Linked DNA regions of Mus musculus: region 2 is linked to region 1. The links are chromatin loops, found by intact Hi-C in ENCODE. Cell type or tissue: left cerebral cortex. All regions are shown on one strand. Each heading gives the region's core, and the rest is flanking DNA. Links, peaks and the distances in the headings are about the cores only.

Evidence for each region. A loop is a pair of places that touch in the nucleus more often than their neighbours do. Peaks named below come from ENCODE experiments on the same cell type or tissue, not always from the same donor. Only the 100,000 strongest peaks of a DNase experiment are listed, where the experiment ranks them.
Region 2: a loop joins it to region 1, with 8 times the contacts of the local background. A loop is called at or near these places in 2 of 42 quality-filtered maps.

What each region holds. Positions count from the first base shown.
Region 1 is chr2:21,087,466-21,095,804 of GRCm38, reverse strand. It overlaps the pseudogene Gm13377. Among named protein-coding and RNA genes, the nearest start is that of Enkur, 110 kb to the left of the region's middle. In left cerebral cortex, for the core only: no CTCF peak of the experiment used is centred there; DNase peaks (open chromatin) are centred at 1,430 and 4,466; H3K27ac peaks cover 331 bases.
Region 2 is chr2:21,032,332-21,040,670 of GRCm38, reverse strand. No RefSeq gene overlaps it. Among named protein-coding and RNA genes, the nearest start is that of Gm13375, 68 kb to the right of the region's middle. In left cerebral cortex, for the core only: no CTCF peak of the experiment used is centred there; DNase peaks (open chromatin) are centred at 2,943, 3,327, 5,014, 5,814 and 1 more place; H3K4me3 peaks cover 718 bases; H3K27ac peaks cover 3,678 bases.

The sequences.
Region 1 (8,339 bases), core at 264-8,263:
ATGTGTGTTTTGACATATATATGGCATATATCATATATATGTACCATACATATTTTATATATCACACATATATCATATATGTATATTGTATATCATATATGTAGTATTTATCATATATACATATATCATCTCTGTGAATTCATATGTATATATATATGAAGGGGGAATGTCAAATAAGCATGAGAAATGGCAGTGTTTAACACATGACAAACATACCCTACAACAACATAACAACATAACAGAAAAGTACATGTTTGTGTAATGAGACAACTTTTGAGGTAAGTCTTCCTCTCTCCCTTCCTTCCCCACCCTTTTAATTTCTTCATGTTTGAAGTATACAAAATGACAATAGCCATCTATGATATCATCTTAAGTTTGGGCTACATGTCCCATTTTTCATTCTGATATTGTCACATTTCAATTATCTATTCACCTTGATTGTTTGCATTTGAGGACACTGACTAGCCTATTATTTGAACATTAAGCCTATTTCTTTTGAAGCTAAGATCACTTTGCCATTCTATGAGTGTGATGGAGACTTGCTTCTCAAGATATTGAGTGAGGGATGCTCAATGCTCACACCATGGCTTTGCCTGGGCTTCTGCTGCCTTTGAATCAGGTGCTAACGCAAGCCTACAGAGGCATGGACTACCTTCAAAGAAGGCATCGTAGTCTCCATGCTGTTGGCTTTCATCAGAAGTCTAGGCTGGCAGGGGCACCCATGGCTGGTCAACTGTTTTCAGGTACATTATATCTCATCCACTTGCAAGTCTCCTCTCTGCCTCCAATCTATTTTCTTCAAATCCTATTTTATTTGCTTCTAAGAAACCAAATTCATCTGCTGTTTCTTCTTTATCACTATAAACCAGATGCAATAAGCAGGCAGATCACCATGCTGGGAACAATGGCTTGTGTTGTTGCAGTCCTGAAAAGTCCCAGAGGCTGAAGCAACAGCCCCAATAGATAGGGCTAGGGGCTGGACAGTGTTTCTGGTAAATATTTTTGGATGTATAAATAATCAATGTACACTGACAGATACATGAGTCCTGCCATTCATCTGTCTGTCATCCGTGTATTTAGCAAACATCTGACTGATCAAGGCAGTAAGCAATAGTGATTGCATTGCTAAGACTCATAGGAATTCATTGACTTCTTACAATTCAAGCACAGTATGGATGATTTACAAGGCCTTTCCTGTTTTCTTAGAATAGTATGAAATAATCAATAACTATTAATTCCTTTAAGTGGTTGAATTAATAGATGGCTGGCTGGACATGTTTGGTAGGAGGAAAAGAGAAAACTCCCTGGCTCTGGCTGAAGCATCTGATATCAAATGAGCCTTTACTGAGATCAGAAACACAGGAGAAACACTCAGTCAGGAAAAACAGATGGGTTTGTACAGCTTTGAAGAACCCTGTGGATGCTCATGTGAAGATTTGTTGTAGGTGTTTAGAAGGAACATCCTCGGTACTGTAGAGATACCCTAGTAAAAGATGAAAATAAACACACTCACCAGCATACAGGGAGAAATTGATACTATGGACCAGAGTGGCTAAAGAAAGGAACTGACTGGCGTGTTACACAAGATATTAGATATTGTCCACATATAGGCTGAAGAGTGCTCCACTGGAGAAAGGACACAGTAAGGACACACTTCTCTGTAAGCCATCGTTTGGGTGTCTATAGATACCTCCAGAGTCATTGAAAGCCTCTAGAAGTTTAGGTGTGTCCTTAGGATGTATCCAGGTAAGAAGGTTAGGTGAGGCAAAGGGAGGTAGAGAAGGAAAGAGATGAGATAGTTTAGCAGGTAACAGCGCTTGCCACTCTGGCCTGGCAACTTGAGGACCATCCCCAGAACCATATAGGTAGAGTGGGGCCACAAAGTGGGGCCTCGGTAGAAGCACATATAGTGGTGACACATGTGCACAAGCACAACAATAAAGAATAAATAATTTTTTTAAAAAAGGATGATCTAAAAAATGCTGTAGCTACAGAGCTGTGAGCCTGACGTGTCCCAGCCTTTTACACAGCTGGCCAGAGTGCCTCCCTAATATGCTTTGGCATGCCTGCCTCAGAACCTGCAGGGAGCTCTTTGGTGCACATGATCTTGATGGAATGGCACAGTTGGCTTACAGACATCTGAAGAGAGATACCACAAAGAAGATACACGATATACAACTTGTCTCAGAAGTGGGTACTTCCCAGGACTGGAGTAGAGCTAGGTTGTAGAGCATTTACCTACGGTGAAGGTGGCCCTGGGTTCCATCTGGTGCTGAAGAAATGTGGCTACTTTTCACAACAACATCAGCTTTTGTCAACTTTAGGAATCCTGAAGAAAATCTTAGTTTTGCAAATATGTATACGGAAAGAGATTGATTTCATTGTGAGCACAGAGCTCACTCACAATGCTGAGGTAATTCCCTTGGTTATCAAGCTGAGGAAATTCTATTAATTTTAAGAATTTAATAGTTCAGTTTGTAATTTTTAAAAGGCTAAAACTGTCAGCTGACAGAATAGGACAAGGCTACAAAGAATAAAATAGTTCAGTTTTCTCAACAGCCTCCTCTGGCAGGGCTGGGGGTTTCACAGAGCACCATACTACTGAACAAGCTTAGAATAGAAAGATAAACCAGGGAGCAGTGTGTCAGCCCAGACCATGATTGGCCCGATGCTGGCATTCATCTAACATTCTCTATAAACACTGTAGTGTGGCTGCATCTGAGTACTCACTATTTGAGCACTGGAATTGTGCTTGTTTGCATGGCTGATAAACTTTGTATTAACTTGTAACACACAGAAAAGAGCACTGATAATAAACATGCCCTGCAGTGACTATTCAACTAAGTAAATAGGCCTGTGTGTCATCACATAAATAGAGGCTGGGGGTGTGGCACATGCCTGTAACCCCGGCATTCAAGAAGCTAAAGTTGAGGCGGGCGTGGTGACACATCGCATGCCTTTAATCCCAGCACTCAGGAGGCAGAGGCAGGTGGATTTCTGAGTTTGAGGTCAGCCTGGTCTACAAAGTGAGTTCCAGGACAGCCAGGGCTATACAGAGAAACCCTGTCTCAAAATACCAAAAACAAACAAACAAACAAAAAAGAAGATAAAGTTTAAGGGTGGCAGATTCAAATTCAGCCTGAGCGACATAGCAACTTTGAGGCCAGCAGAAGCTATATAGTGATACTGTGTCTCAGAGACGGAGGGAGGCAAGAAAGAGAGGGAGGGAGGGAGGGAGGACAGGAGTTACCAATTATCTGCTGTGTTGTTCTTCAACTTAAAAGGGATACTCAATAATTTAGTAAGAATGAAATCCACTTTATCCTTAAAAATCTCTAGACTTTGTAACTCTACTATATGAGAGGATCTGTGCTGAGTAGCCAATCCCACCTGTTAGAGTCATCTTTAAATCGCCAGTTGTTTGTTGAAAGAATAAAGGAATGAACAGCTAAGCCAGCATTCACGTCCAAGTACCAAGGCAATGAAGGAGAAAGAGTGCACACTGCTCATGTTAGAAGAACCTTCACTTCCTTTAACTCACTGGGCATGATTCCTGTGACCTTGCCACAGGGTGTTAGCAATGTTCCTAGCCCAGGTGTCATTTTTGTTTGGTCCAAGTGTGAAAAAAAGGTAAAGATGAACTTCCCATGGAACACCCAGGTGAAAGCTCCCTTCCCCAAGATACAGTTTGCACAGGGTAGGAATTTATGCTTCCAGATTCTGGCCAGGATTCTGATGTCACAGACAATTAAATATAGCTTGTCAAAGGTGAAGACTCACAACTATTCTTCTCTGAGGTTCTGACAACACACACACTTTTTAAAAAAGTCCAGCTGCAATTCAAGGTGCAGTCTGCGGCCATAGAGCAGATCAAAATAACCCCAGGGCCCCACAACAGTCAACTGTTGGCATCATTCCATGGCCTGAGGAGCTGGCCAATCAAACCAGGAAGGGATTAATGCCTAACTAGAATGTGAATTGTTGCTTTCCAATAGAGCAATTTAAAGATTAAGGGGGAAAAACTCCTGGGCAGTCTGGTCCCACTGCCATGCAGTTCCACTGGCAGCTTTGATGAATAACTATCGCTTCAGCCACTGGCTCTCTTCTCTCACCTCTGGGCAGTAGTTTTTGTTGCCAGTGGCAGAGCCAGCTGTGAGGAGGGACTGGATTGGTGCAGAGCCCTCTGCTCTGCTTCCAGTCTCTGCTAACAGCTACCTGCTTCACAGCTAATTGTGCAGACATGTCAGGGAGATCCCTGATGGAATTCCCAGCCCCTGGCCCTTGCAGGTAAGACTTGTCAGGACTCTGCCTCGAAGCCATCTGTTGGGGAAGTAGGTGGTTATCCATCCACCATCTGTTGTGGAGGTGGGAGTCCATCCACACTCAGAAAGAAAGCTCACTGGGCATGCAGATGAACTGGATGCTACGACAGCAGATACTGCCAGAAAATAGGACAAATGGAATTTTAGAAAAGAAGTTGTTCTGCTTCTACTTAAAACAAGGACACATGGTGGATCATTGCACTGGGTCTTTCCTTTGAGAGGCATCCTTCTGTCCTTCTCCTTTTATCTCTGATTACAACACATACTTGCCTGCTGCTTCCCTTCCCTCCTCCAATTGCTGGCATGATGCCAATGGAGAGACACCCACTTCATTTGTTCCTTGCAATGTGCTGCCTTGCTTGTGGCCCATTCAATGACACCAAAAAAGGAAGCAAAGGTCTGGCATGGTCAGATGAGCAATAGAGGTTCTCTCTCTCTCTCTCTCTCTCTCTCTCTCTCTCTCTCTCTCTCTCCCTCCCTCCCTCCCTCTCTCCTCTTTCTTTCTTTCTTTCTTTCTTTCTTTCTTTCTTCCTTCCTTCCTTTCTTCCTTCCTTTCTTTCTTTCTTTCTTTCTTTCTTTCTTTCTTTCTTTCTTTCTAAGACAGGGTTTCTTAGTGCAGCCCTGACTGTCACTCTGTATGTAGACCAGGCCAGCCTCAAACTCACAGAGATCCACCTGACTCTGCCTCCCAAGTGCTGCGATTAAAGGTGTGTGCCACCACCACCTAAATAGAGGGATTTTTCATTGTGATCTTCTGTTATGTGCATTCATAAAGAAACCAAGATACAACTAATTCTCTGTAAAACTGTATGATGATGTCTAAGACATATGATTTAAAGAATTTTTAGAGAGTTAGACTTTTTTCCTAAACTACAAATTGATTTTTGACTCATAATTACTTTGTACTGTGATAACTTAAGGTTTGCTATTCACGTGGAAAGTCTCAAAGTTTAGCTTCAAACACTGTTAGAAAAAGTGTCCCAACAAAACACCCATGGAAGGAGTTACAGAGACAAAGTTTGGAGCTGTGACGAAAGAATGGACCATCTAGTGATTGCCATATCCAGGGATCCATCCCATAATCAGCTTCCAAACGCTGACACCATTGCATACACTAGCAAGATTTTGCTGAAAGGACCCAGATATAGCTGTCTCTTGTGAGACTATGCCAGGGCCTAGCAAACACGGAAGTGGATGCTCACAGTCAGCTATTGGATGGGTCACACGGCCCCCAATGGAGGAGCTAGAGAAAGTACCCAAGGAGCTAAAGGGAACTGCAGCCCTATAGGTGGAACAACATTATGAACTAACCAGTATTCCGGAGCTCTTGTCTCTAGCTGCATATGTATCAAAAGATGGCCTAGTCGGCCATCACTGGAAAGAGAGGCCCTTTGGACTTGCAAACTTTATATGCCCCAGTACAGGGGAACGCCAGGGCCAAAAAGGGGGAGTGGATGGGTAGGGGATGGGGGGGGGTATGAGGGACTTTTGGGATAGCATTGGAAATGTAAATGAGGAAAATACCTAATTAAAAAAAAGAGAGAAAAAATATTAATAAGAAAAACTGAAAAAAAAAAGTGTCCCAGACGTAATCTCCCCTTTTGGTGATGTGCCCAGGAAACAGGGTCATTGGTTTCCAAATACAGTTCATATATATAGAGAGAGATCTTATTTATATATAAAAAGTTCTACTTGAATCTTTGTCCCCTTAACTGTATTATCATTTTTGATTGTTTGTTTGCTTGCTTGCTTGCTTTTTAATTCTAAAACAAAACAGTATGATGGCACATGCCCATAACCTTCACACAGGGGAGACTGAGGCAGAAGCACTTGAGGTTCAAGGTCAGGCTTGCCTGACAATCAGGCTCTGTTGCCTTCCCTGGAAGAATCAGGGTAGCTGCCATTTGCCTGGGTCTGTGTTTTCTGGGCTCCAGAGGAATAGAAAGCAAGAGGCTAGCAGCTCTGAGCCCGGGGCTTGGTAGCTCATGCTTCATATAACCTCAAAACAATTGGAATTTTTGCATCTGAATTTTTCCATCATCAACCTTTGCAACTCTAAACCCTTCAAGGATCTTGAGTAGAAGTAAAGAAGAAATGTGGTGTTTGATTTAAGGACAGAGTAAGCTGGCAGAGAACAATGTCCTTTGGAATACATTTCTCTTTATTCTTTTCATATCCTTGTCAGATTTGTCCACAAGATAAAAGAACCCACAACACAGATCAACACATTTATGTAATATTACTTTAAAGCTTTGTGTGTGTGTCAGATTTCTCGCTTGTCCCCAGTATAGTTTCTCCCTCATTCAAATGAAAGAGCATTTCAGCAAAGATAAGCAACTATAATACAGTCTCTTAATCTGACATATAATGGAGAAAGGCTGCTTGCGTCTACAAGGACACTGGCATTCTGCCTATTAGTGGAGAGGCTAAAGTTTTCTCTCTTTTTTTTCAACTGTTTTGTTCTATTTTGTTTTGTTCTGTTTTGTTTTGTTTTTGTTTTGTTTTGTTTTGTTTTGTTTTGTTTGAGACAAAGTTACACCAACTTGCTGAGATTCAGAAATTATGACCTCCTGACTCAGCCTCTCATGTTCTGGGACTTTTTTAACATTTATTATCTTATATCTTATGGTATGGGTGTTTTGGCTTCATGTATGTCTGTCTGTGTACCAAGTCTGTGCTCTGTGTGCATACAGTGTCTGTGGAGGCCAGGGGAGGGCACTAGCTCCCCTGGAACTGGAGCAACAGATGGCTGCAAACCACCATGTGTGTGCCTAGAATCAAACCCTGTTACCCTGTGAGAGCACCCAATGCTTCCAACCACTGAACCATGTCTCCATCCCATGTTCTGGGATTTCAAGTATGGACGGACACATCTGGATTTTTTTTCATTGGTTTCCCAAATAAAATCAAGGTCCACTCGCAGCTCCCTGTGTCGCTAACATCAGAGTGGAGGTCTGTGAATTAAGAATACCCACAAAGACAACATTGCTGATCAATTCAGAATACTTCCAGCAACATGGTTGGGATTCCCTAACGGAACGTGAGGATTTGACTATTATGGTGACGTGTTTAAAATGACTGTGAGTCATCATAAGCATCTAGCTCAGTTGTCATGAAAATCTGAGTTTCAAAGACCCACACTGTGTAAAGTATGTGCTGCAAAGGAGCCATCTAGGGATAGCATTACGAGCCTATGTTCTGCTTGGTTAGAAATTCGTATATGCTAGGAACATCAGCTAGATTTTGAGATAGTGGGTAAATTGTTCCAGACGAGCAATTGCACGGAATTTGGTGAGGAACATGAAATCTTGTCAGGGCTGGCAACACATTTCATCTGATCTTTAACAAGCACAATAGCTAGAGATGGCGATTAACAACTGCAGGAGTGTGACCCCCTATTCAGAGCACTTCACCCAGGGCCTCGTTACTTGCAATAAAGTACGGCATGGTGAAGCTTATACCTCTCAGGAAGATCAGGTCCAAGAAAGCACCAGTAATCACTTTCCCCAACTGAAATTGTCACAGGCACAAGCTGGAGTTGCTTTCTGGATTCAGGCAGTTTCTCACTGGCCCCAAGTGTGCTAGGATAACCACTTTGGGGTCTCTCAACTCAAGGGTCAGCATGAGACCTAGAGTTCAGCAGTTGTTATAAGGATGGATGCTGTGTTAGCACTTCTTCGAATTAGTCTATTAAAGTACCTCAGTAGTCGGCTCACCGTTCACTAACAAAATACTGGAGGCTGGTATGTAAACAATAGAAAAGTATTTCCCTCTGGAAAGTACAGAACTAAGGCATGGTTGGGTTCTGGTGACAGTCCTGTTGATTCAGATGGGTGATTTCTCTTTGGTTCTCTCTCTCTCTCTCTCTCTCTCTCTCTCTCTCTCTCTCTCTCTCTCCCTCTCTCTCTCTCTCTCTGGTTTGTCAAGACAGGGTTTCTCTGTATAGCCCTGGCTGTCCTGGAACTCACTCTGTAGACCAGACTGGCCTCAAACTCAGAAATCTGCCTACCTCTGCCA
Region 2 (8,339 bases), core at 234-8,233, 55 kb after region 1:
AAAAAAATTTAATTGGGGCTGACTTAAAGTTTAGAGATTTAGTCAATTATCATCATGGTGGGAAACATGATGTCATGCAGACAGTATTAGAGAGGTAGCTGAGAGTTCTACATCTGGATCAACAGACAGCAGGAAGAGAGAATGACACTGGGCCTGGCTTGAGCATCTGAAACCTCAAAGCCCACCCACAGGACACACTTCCTCCATAAGGGCCACACCTACTCCAACAAGGTCACAGCTCCTACTAGTGCCACTCCCTATGGGTCTGTGGCAGCCATTTTCTTCTCTTTTCTTTTTAAAAAAAATATATATTTGTTTGTTTGTTTGTTTGTTTATGTGAGTACACTGTAGCTGTGCAGATGGTTGTGAGCCTTCACGTGGTTGGGAACTGAATTTTAGGACCTCTGCTCACTCTGGTCAACCCTGCTAGCTCAGTCCCTGTTCGCTCTAGCCCAAAGATTTATTTATTATTATTATAAGTACACTGTAGCTGACTTCAGACACACCAGAGGGGATCTCATTACAGGTGGTTGTGAGCCACCATGTGGTTGCTAGGATTTGAACTCAGGACTTTCAGAAGAGCAGTCAGTGCTCTTACCCATTGAACTGTCTCACCAGCCTGGCCATTTTCATTTAAACCACCACAACTAGGAAATGAAAGCCAAAGATACTCTTTTCTCCACAACTTGCTTTTTGGTCATGATGTTTCATCATATCAATAGCAACCCTAACTAAGACACTTTGTAGTAAATGTCTCTAGACTGAGGCCTTAAATCAACAATGGGTGTTTATTTAGCATGTCTTGTGTCTGGGAGAGGGGTAGTGTGGCTGCCTCTCTTCTGTGAGGTCTGATGCTTCAGACGGAAAACCTAAAGTTTGAGAGCTTCAGCCACATGGCATCAAACTGTCCAGCAGAGCAACCATTAACTGTGTGTGATTGAGTGAATGCTAAATAAAAGTAGCAGTGCACTTTCTCATTCATGCTAGCTGAGCTACTCCTGCCCTGTAACCTGCGGTGGCTGGTGATACCACAGTGGGCAGGGAGACATGGGACTCTTCTCTTCTCATAGGAAGTCACATTAGAAACCCTGACCTGAAAGGTTGTGTTTTACTGTTAGCAATCAGCTGGAGTCTTAGCTGGGGCTATCTCCCATCTTCCCCTTCCACAAGGCTCCATCTTCCTCAAAACATGGCGGCTGAGTTCTAAAGCCAAAGGGCAGGGCCTACAGTGCATTTTATATGGCAGACTCACTTCTACCACATTTTTTTTTTTTTTGTAGTTCATAGTTACTAAAGTAGGAAGCAGTCAATCACAACTTGATAGAAGAATGGTAACATCATATCATAAATTCAAGAGGGATGAGTATATGTTACCTTCAGAAAATTCATCCCCCTCAGAAAAGGTGTGTCCTATGCATTTCTTAAAATAAGATCAGTGAAGAAATTGATTATTTAATGGTTATAATATGTGAATAAAAACATATCTACATATGTATATTCTTTGTGAGTTTATTTGTGTGTAAAATGTGTGTGTATAAAATCTGTGTGTGCATGAATTTGTGTGTGAATGCAGACACCTGTATGTAGGAGTCAGCACAACTTTGGAAACCAGTCTTCAACTCCCACCTTGTTTCAAGGGTTTGTTTCTCTCACAGTTCCATGTAACAATTCATCATCAAAAGCAGCAAGGGCAGAACCTCACCCAGGACAGGACCTGGAGGCAGGATCCTATACAGAGACCAGGGAGGAATGCTGCTTAACCCGCTTTGCCCTAGCCTGCTTTCTTACAGCACCCAGGACCACCAACCCAGGGCTGGCACCACCTATAATGGCCTGGGTTCTCCCCCATCCATCACTATTTAAGAAAATGCTCTTCAGGCTTGCCAATAGCCAGATTTTATGGAGGTTTTCTTAATTAAAGTTCCCTCCTCTCCGATGACTTTAGCTTATGCCAAATTAACATAAAACTACTCAGCACAGTGATTATATGTAAAATATGTAAATATGAGATTTGCATCAAAGAATGGGAAATAAATCCAACGGAAATTCAAGGGCTTCACAGTAAAATTTCTAGGCAATGTGAGGCATGCAGAGATATCCTTTCTAATGAAGAATAAGTTGTCTCACCTCCCCTTCTCACCACCAGGAAGGAAGCACAACGGCTAGTGGGCCTCTTTGGATCATGGGTGGAGCACGTTCCTCATCCTGGTGTTTTCCTCCAGCCATATGCCAAATGACTCTGAAAGCTACTAGTTTTTAGCGGAACGTGGAATAGAAGGCTCTATTACAGGTCCAGGCAACTGTGGAGGCTTCCATACAATCCAGCAGGCCCTGTGGCTCATGGAAGGTGCGGACGCTGCTTGGAACCTTTGGCAGGGCCTTGTACGTGAATCACAGAGACTCATGACTCTGCTGTCATTTACAGACAACTGCTCTTCCTTTAAAAGGTAGCCTTAGTGGAACCTGAACATTTGACATTGAGCCACCAAGTTACCATGAGCTTAGACACCTTTCTTTCTAATATGTTGCATTTCTGAATTATATCTCCACCTCTTTCCCATGTGGACCAGACTGCAGCTGCACTTTTTGAAAACTGTAAGTCTAGATCTCCTGATGTCCTTTCAACTATCGTAAACTATCAAGGTTTTTGAATGGACAAAGGTCAAAGGCAGTTTTTTCTTATTTTTAAAATATGCATGGAGATATCCACTGTGGTAATTAACCTAGTTCGTCAAACTTGGATGAAGTTAGGACTTCCTAGGAGATAAAACCCTGGGCTTGTCTGTGAGGTGGTCTGTGAGAATGTGGATGACATAATTCCCTCCCCAAGGGCCCTGGGCTGAATGTGAAGAAGGAAGCAAGCCAAGTAGAACATTTGTGGCTCTTGACTTCCTGGATGTGTAGGAAAGGTGACTGGCCAGCTGCCTCACACTCCCGTCATCTGTCTTCCCCACCTGGACAGAAATAAACTCTGATACCTATACACGCATAAAATACAATCAAAATGCCTTCCAGGGTATTAGATCTGGATTGGGCCTGATTTAGTTGTTTGTTTGTTGATTACACAGTGTTTACAGAGTTCTCCTTCACTAACCCAGCATTTGCTTTCAATATCATGTGCATTTATAACGCAGAATTCTTCAATCGTTTGGTACAGAATCGACTTGTCACTTAGGAGTTGCTCATCACGCAAATCACAGCGTGCTTCAGCTAATTCTGCTAAGCCCTGCTCAGAGGCCTCTGTTCTCTATGACTCATGAGCTTTTTAAAACACTTCAGTTCAACAACATCTGGTCGCTTATATAAGGAGAGAGAGGAGAGAGAGTGTTCTTTACAATCAGTGGTTTTTCTGGACAGCGCCTCTGCACTTGGCAGCCTTCCGTTTCCCTCTGAGTGGCTGCTCTCTTTGTGTACTCAAGAGATTTTCATTCTCCCAGTAAGGATGAACACATGCAGAAACTTGGTCAAATTTTGCACATAAACTTTTGCAGTGATCGGTTCCTGAATCTGTGATATTAATCTGCTCAGAGTTGATCTGATCTTAAGAAAAATGAAAACCAGAGATAATTGGACATTGAATTCAAAGACATAAAATTCTTGTGTCTTACATGTCAGTGGGGAATGCAGTGTCCTTTTTGTTGGCTTTGGTTGGGTTGTGTTCTTGGGACAGAATCTCACACTGTAGCTCAGGCTGGCTTCAGATTTATAACCATACTTCTGCCTCAGTCTCCTAGGAGCTGGGATTACAGTTTATATACCTGATTTAGAATCCTATTTCTTATAGAGAAATTTCTATTAAGAGATCTTTGTGGTCTCTGATAACTACTATAAAAAGATAAGATTTATGTTTTCCAAAATGCATCTCTAGGTAAACTGCTCTGCCTACATGTGTTTCTCACCCTTTCTGTCTCACAGTTCTGCAGACAGGAATAAAATATGCATAATATTCATGCTGATGGAGGGTCCTAATAACCTTCTGGGTTGTCTTACATTCGTGGTTTAGTCTCGGCTCTCTTTATTCTTTGCAATAGCAACAGGGAGAGCAAGCTTGCTGCTGGGAAGGAATACATTTGTAAATGTAAACCTTTCTACCATTATTACTCCAGGCAGAAGAGAAAGAGCACCAAGTGCAGCCACCATTCCCCACAAGTTTTCATTTGCATATTCAGGGGGTAGAGATGGGTACACGGGGAAGCCCAGGAGTTAAAAAAAAATTGGTAATGAACCTGGTTTAACAATGGAGTGATAATTGGTTCAAGGTACTTAAAAAGATCAAAATGACTTTGTAATATGACGATGTTAACATCCTATTAAGGATGTTCATAAGTTAGTACTGTTATAAATCATATGTTCCACAAAAAGTACTTTAAAATTATCTTTCCATGGAACTAGTCTGGCTTACTAATAAATGGATGGGCCAAACATGGTGGTTTAGAAGTCTTTGATCAATATCCTGTTTCTATATCCTTTGTAGTATTTATTTCAGCGTACTTCATTAAATACTAACCACTGTCAACAAGTCCAAAAAGGAAAGTGATCTTGTTTAAAATAATTTGTTTGGTTTTGAAGGAAGCGGGCAAACACACTGAAGATGTTGCCAACATTCTTTGAGGTCTTGGCATAGTTTGACGTGTCAGTGATTCCAGAAAGTGTCTTGAGCACCTCTCCTCCAGGCAAGATCTAAGTTGTGCTCATTCTTCCCTGGGCAACACAGTACCTCAGCTTAAGAAATTACCATTTCCTAGAACACCCATATTCATAGCAGCAAATGTTCTAAGAAATACAAACAACCCAATCACCTGTCAAGGGCATCGATGGATGAATAAGTAAACAAAATATAGGATTCATATACATATGCATATTCAACAACAAGAGATGGGGATGTTGCTCCATTGGCTGACTGTTTGCCCAGCATGCATGAGGCCCTGAGTTTGGTTCCCCAGTAACTCATAAATGGGAAATGATGGCACACACCAGTAATTCTGGCACAAGGGGTGGAGAAAGGAAGATTAGACATTCAAGTTGTTCTTGGCTACATAGGGAGTGTGAGAACAGCCTGAAAGGGCAGTGGGGGAGACTGTTGCAGGCTGCAACATAAATTAACCATGAAGAAAATAAACCAAATGAAAGAAGCTATTCACAGAAAATACAAATATTATGTGATTCTGCTCCTACAAGGCATCTAAATGTCTATGAGATATAAGCAAAGCCATAGAAAACAGAGAGAATGGTTATTTGTCAGAGACTGGCTGTTTATTGGCTATGGAGTTTCATTTCTGCCAATAAAAAAATTCTAGAATTCTGGTTGTACACTGTATACACTGAAAATGCTTAAGATGATAAATTTTGGTATGTGTTTGCTATCAGGATTATAAATAAATATTTCCTCAGAAAGGATTTTAACCCCTTAAGTTTATTTTGCTTTACATTTCTCCACAGCGGTGAGAAATGACTGGAAACCTCTTGGCTCAGGGCAACCGAAAAAACCCACATATGACCCTCTTCTTCCACTGCTGGATTTCATCAAGATCAAACAATTCTCCCTGTCTAGGTGTGATGGGATTTTTATAAATTCCCAGTTTTCGGGCAGGAGCAGCGTGTTTCTTTAAAAATCCATTGAAAACAGCAACTAGTGCATGTCCTCCCTCATCTGGAGAAGTATGTCTTCTTGGTTTTCAAAAAAGGGGAGGGGAAGCCCACCTGTAAAGTGAAACTAGGAAGAGCGAGCGTCCTGGGGAGGGGAGCGCAGCTTCCCTGCTCTTCCCTCCTGCGCTGGCATCCATCGCTGCTGTGTGGGTGTTTAAGGCAGAGTCCAAGTGAGAGTGAGTAAGATCTGTTCTAGACGATCCCAAAAGCAGCACCGAAGAAGCTGGCTCTTAGCTCAGTAGCTAGTCTGCAGCTTCTGATCGCAGCCTCCAGGCAGAAGGAGCCCCCTCTGGGCTGGGGTCTACATGAAGAGGGGAGGCCAGAGGACTGAACCTTCTCTACCCACAACATTGCTTCCCTAGGCAGCCAGCTACGCCTTCCTGCCCCTCTTCCACCTCCTCTCTGCTTCCTGCTTCCCACCCCCTTCTTCCTCTTATCTTCCTCCCCCTACGTCGTTCTTCTGCTCCTCTTCCCCCTTTCCTCTTCTTTGCCTTTTGTGTCAGAAGCCGAACCTGAGGCCTCCACATGCTACCGCAGGTGCTACGTCTGAGCTACATACGCTCCAGCCTGTTTCATTTTTGTAATAAAGGAGTTAGGCTTCTTCATTTCCAAAATATATTAAGTAATTCGTTGTGTAGTGTTCCTAGGTTCTTGAATGTATGTAAGCCTCCCAAAGTTTAAAACTAAGATGTTTTACAAAAAATACAGATCTTTCCTCTGAATTTTTTCCTGTTTGTTTGTATTACTTTATAGCTACTAGACACTAGTCTTTTTCAGTTAGAATAATTCTTTAATATAGAGACCCTTAAGGCTGGTGAGGACCTCAAGATCAAATTGAATTGGATTCATCATCTTGACAACCAACTAAATACTAGCTATGTAAGAGGCCAAAAGTACATAGATTTTCTTTAAAACGAACTATCCAACAATTGTTCAACTATGTTATTTCCCAAAGCACATAGGAAGATGCATATAAGCATGTTCACAAGGTATCTACTCCATTCTATTACTCTGTGCTCAACCCTAGTCCAGGATTTGAGTTCCCACCCAGGTCCCTGCAGAGCAAAACACAAGGTTTCTTATTGGCTTGATGAATTTGGGTGGCCCACAGGTTGAGTGAAGTCCTGGCTGCTGCGCACTTTGTCCCACTTTGTCTTGGTACCACAGACACTTCTGTGTGCTTGCCTGACTTCTGGACACACGCTTGGCCCATCTCCAGAGGCTCCATGGCTTTTTAGGAATCCCAGCCTTCCCCTGGCTTTGCTCCTGCCTCCACATTAACTGTTGTGATGGTGTGAGTGATCCCTTCTGCTTTGTATACCTCGCCCTGCTCATCCCTCTCCCACACCATTTCCTCCCAGCCCAGCAACCTCAGCAGTACTCTAAGTGCACACTCACTTTCTAACCAGCACAAACTGACCATATCTCCCTTCAGCGCCACTCCCTGGCTCAGCCTCTATGTTATTAATGCATCATTTTGCCTCTCAAAAAGTCCTACTTACAGTGAAAAAAACAAAATCAACCCCTTTCTCCATTAAAAGATTCCCCACTGTTTTCTGGCATAGGAGGTGGAGTTAGGGCACAGGCTTCAGAAACAAGCAGGCTTGTGCTTGAGTCTAGGTTTTTCACTGACTAACCAATGGTCTAACCTACCGGGCTTCAAATAAATGGAGTTAATTCCTACTTCTGTGTTGGTGTAGGATTAAATGAGATAATAGATGTGAACTCCTTGCTAGTTAGTATTAATCAAGGATATTACATACAATATACAAATATATGGTGATGTGTAAATACTTCATTCTAGCATTTTCCTTCATTAACTCTGAGTATTCTTTTTATCTCAGTGATGTGTTTCACAAAAATCTTTTTCAACAACTGACAAGCATTTCTATGGAAGGTGCTACAGTTTGGTTTTGAAACGTCTTCCAAAGGCTCATGTACTGAAGGTATGTTTCTTGGGTTGATGCTAATAGAAGATTCTGGAAACTTGTAATGAGACATGTAGTGAGAATTGTTGAATTTTGGTTTCTTTTCAAAACACAGAAATAGCATAAGAATATGTTTTCATTTTAAGCCTGAGTGTGGGGCTGTGGGGCTGCTTTGGGTTGTCTGCAGCAGCTGACTATGATTTGCCTCAGGCTCTAGCAGGGGCATGATTTTGCCAGCTGCAGATAGCTTCTGCAATTGTTTGATGTTTGTAATTCTGGGAACTTTTCAGAGGGTATATAGATGCCAGGGCCCCAAGAGGTAGGTTGTTGATTGGTTGTTTGTTGATTGTTGGTGGTAGCAGTTTGTTAAGTAGTCATGCATAAAGAAGAAATGAGAAGAGGAGGAAATTAGATAACCTGATGACAAAGACCAAACTTGCCCCAAGGAACTGTAATGCCTGTACTCAGCAGGAAGTAGTCTGACAATAGCATTGCCCCCTTTCCATGACTTTATTCAGGGATCTCTTTCCTTTCCTCTCTATCATTTTATCTCTCTTATCTAATGTTAGGGGGTTTAATGGGTGGGAAAAGAGTAGAGAAGGATGGAAGAAAGAAGAGCCCACAAAGTAGCCAAAGACTGGCTACAGGGACCTTTGAGAGGTTTTGGATAATTGGGCCTTCCAGGAAACTGTGAGACTCTTCTCCTTTCCTTTCTTCCACCCCTTTCTCTCTCTCTCTCTCTCTCTCTCTCCCTCTCTCTCTCTC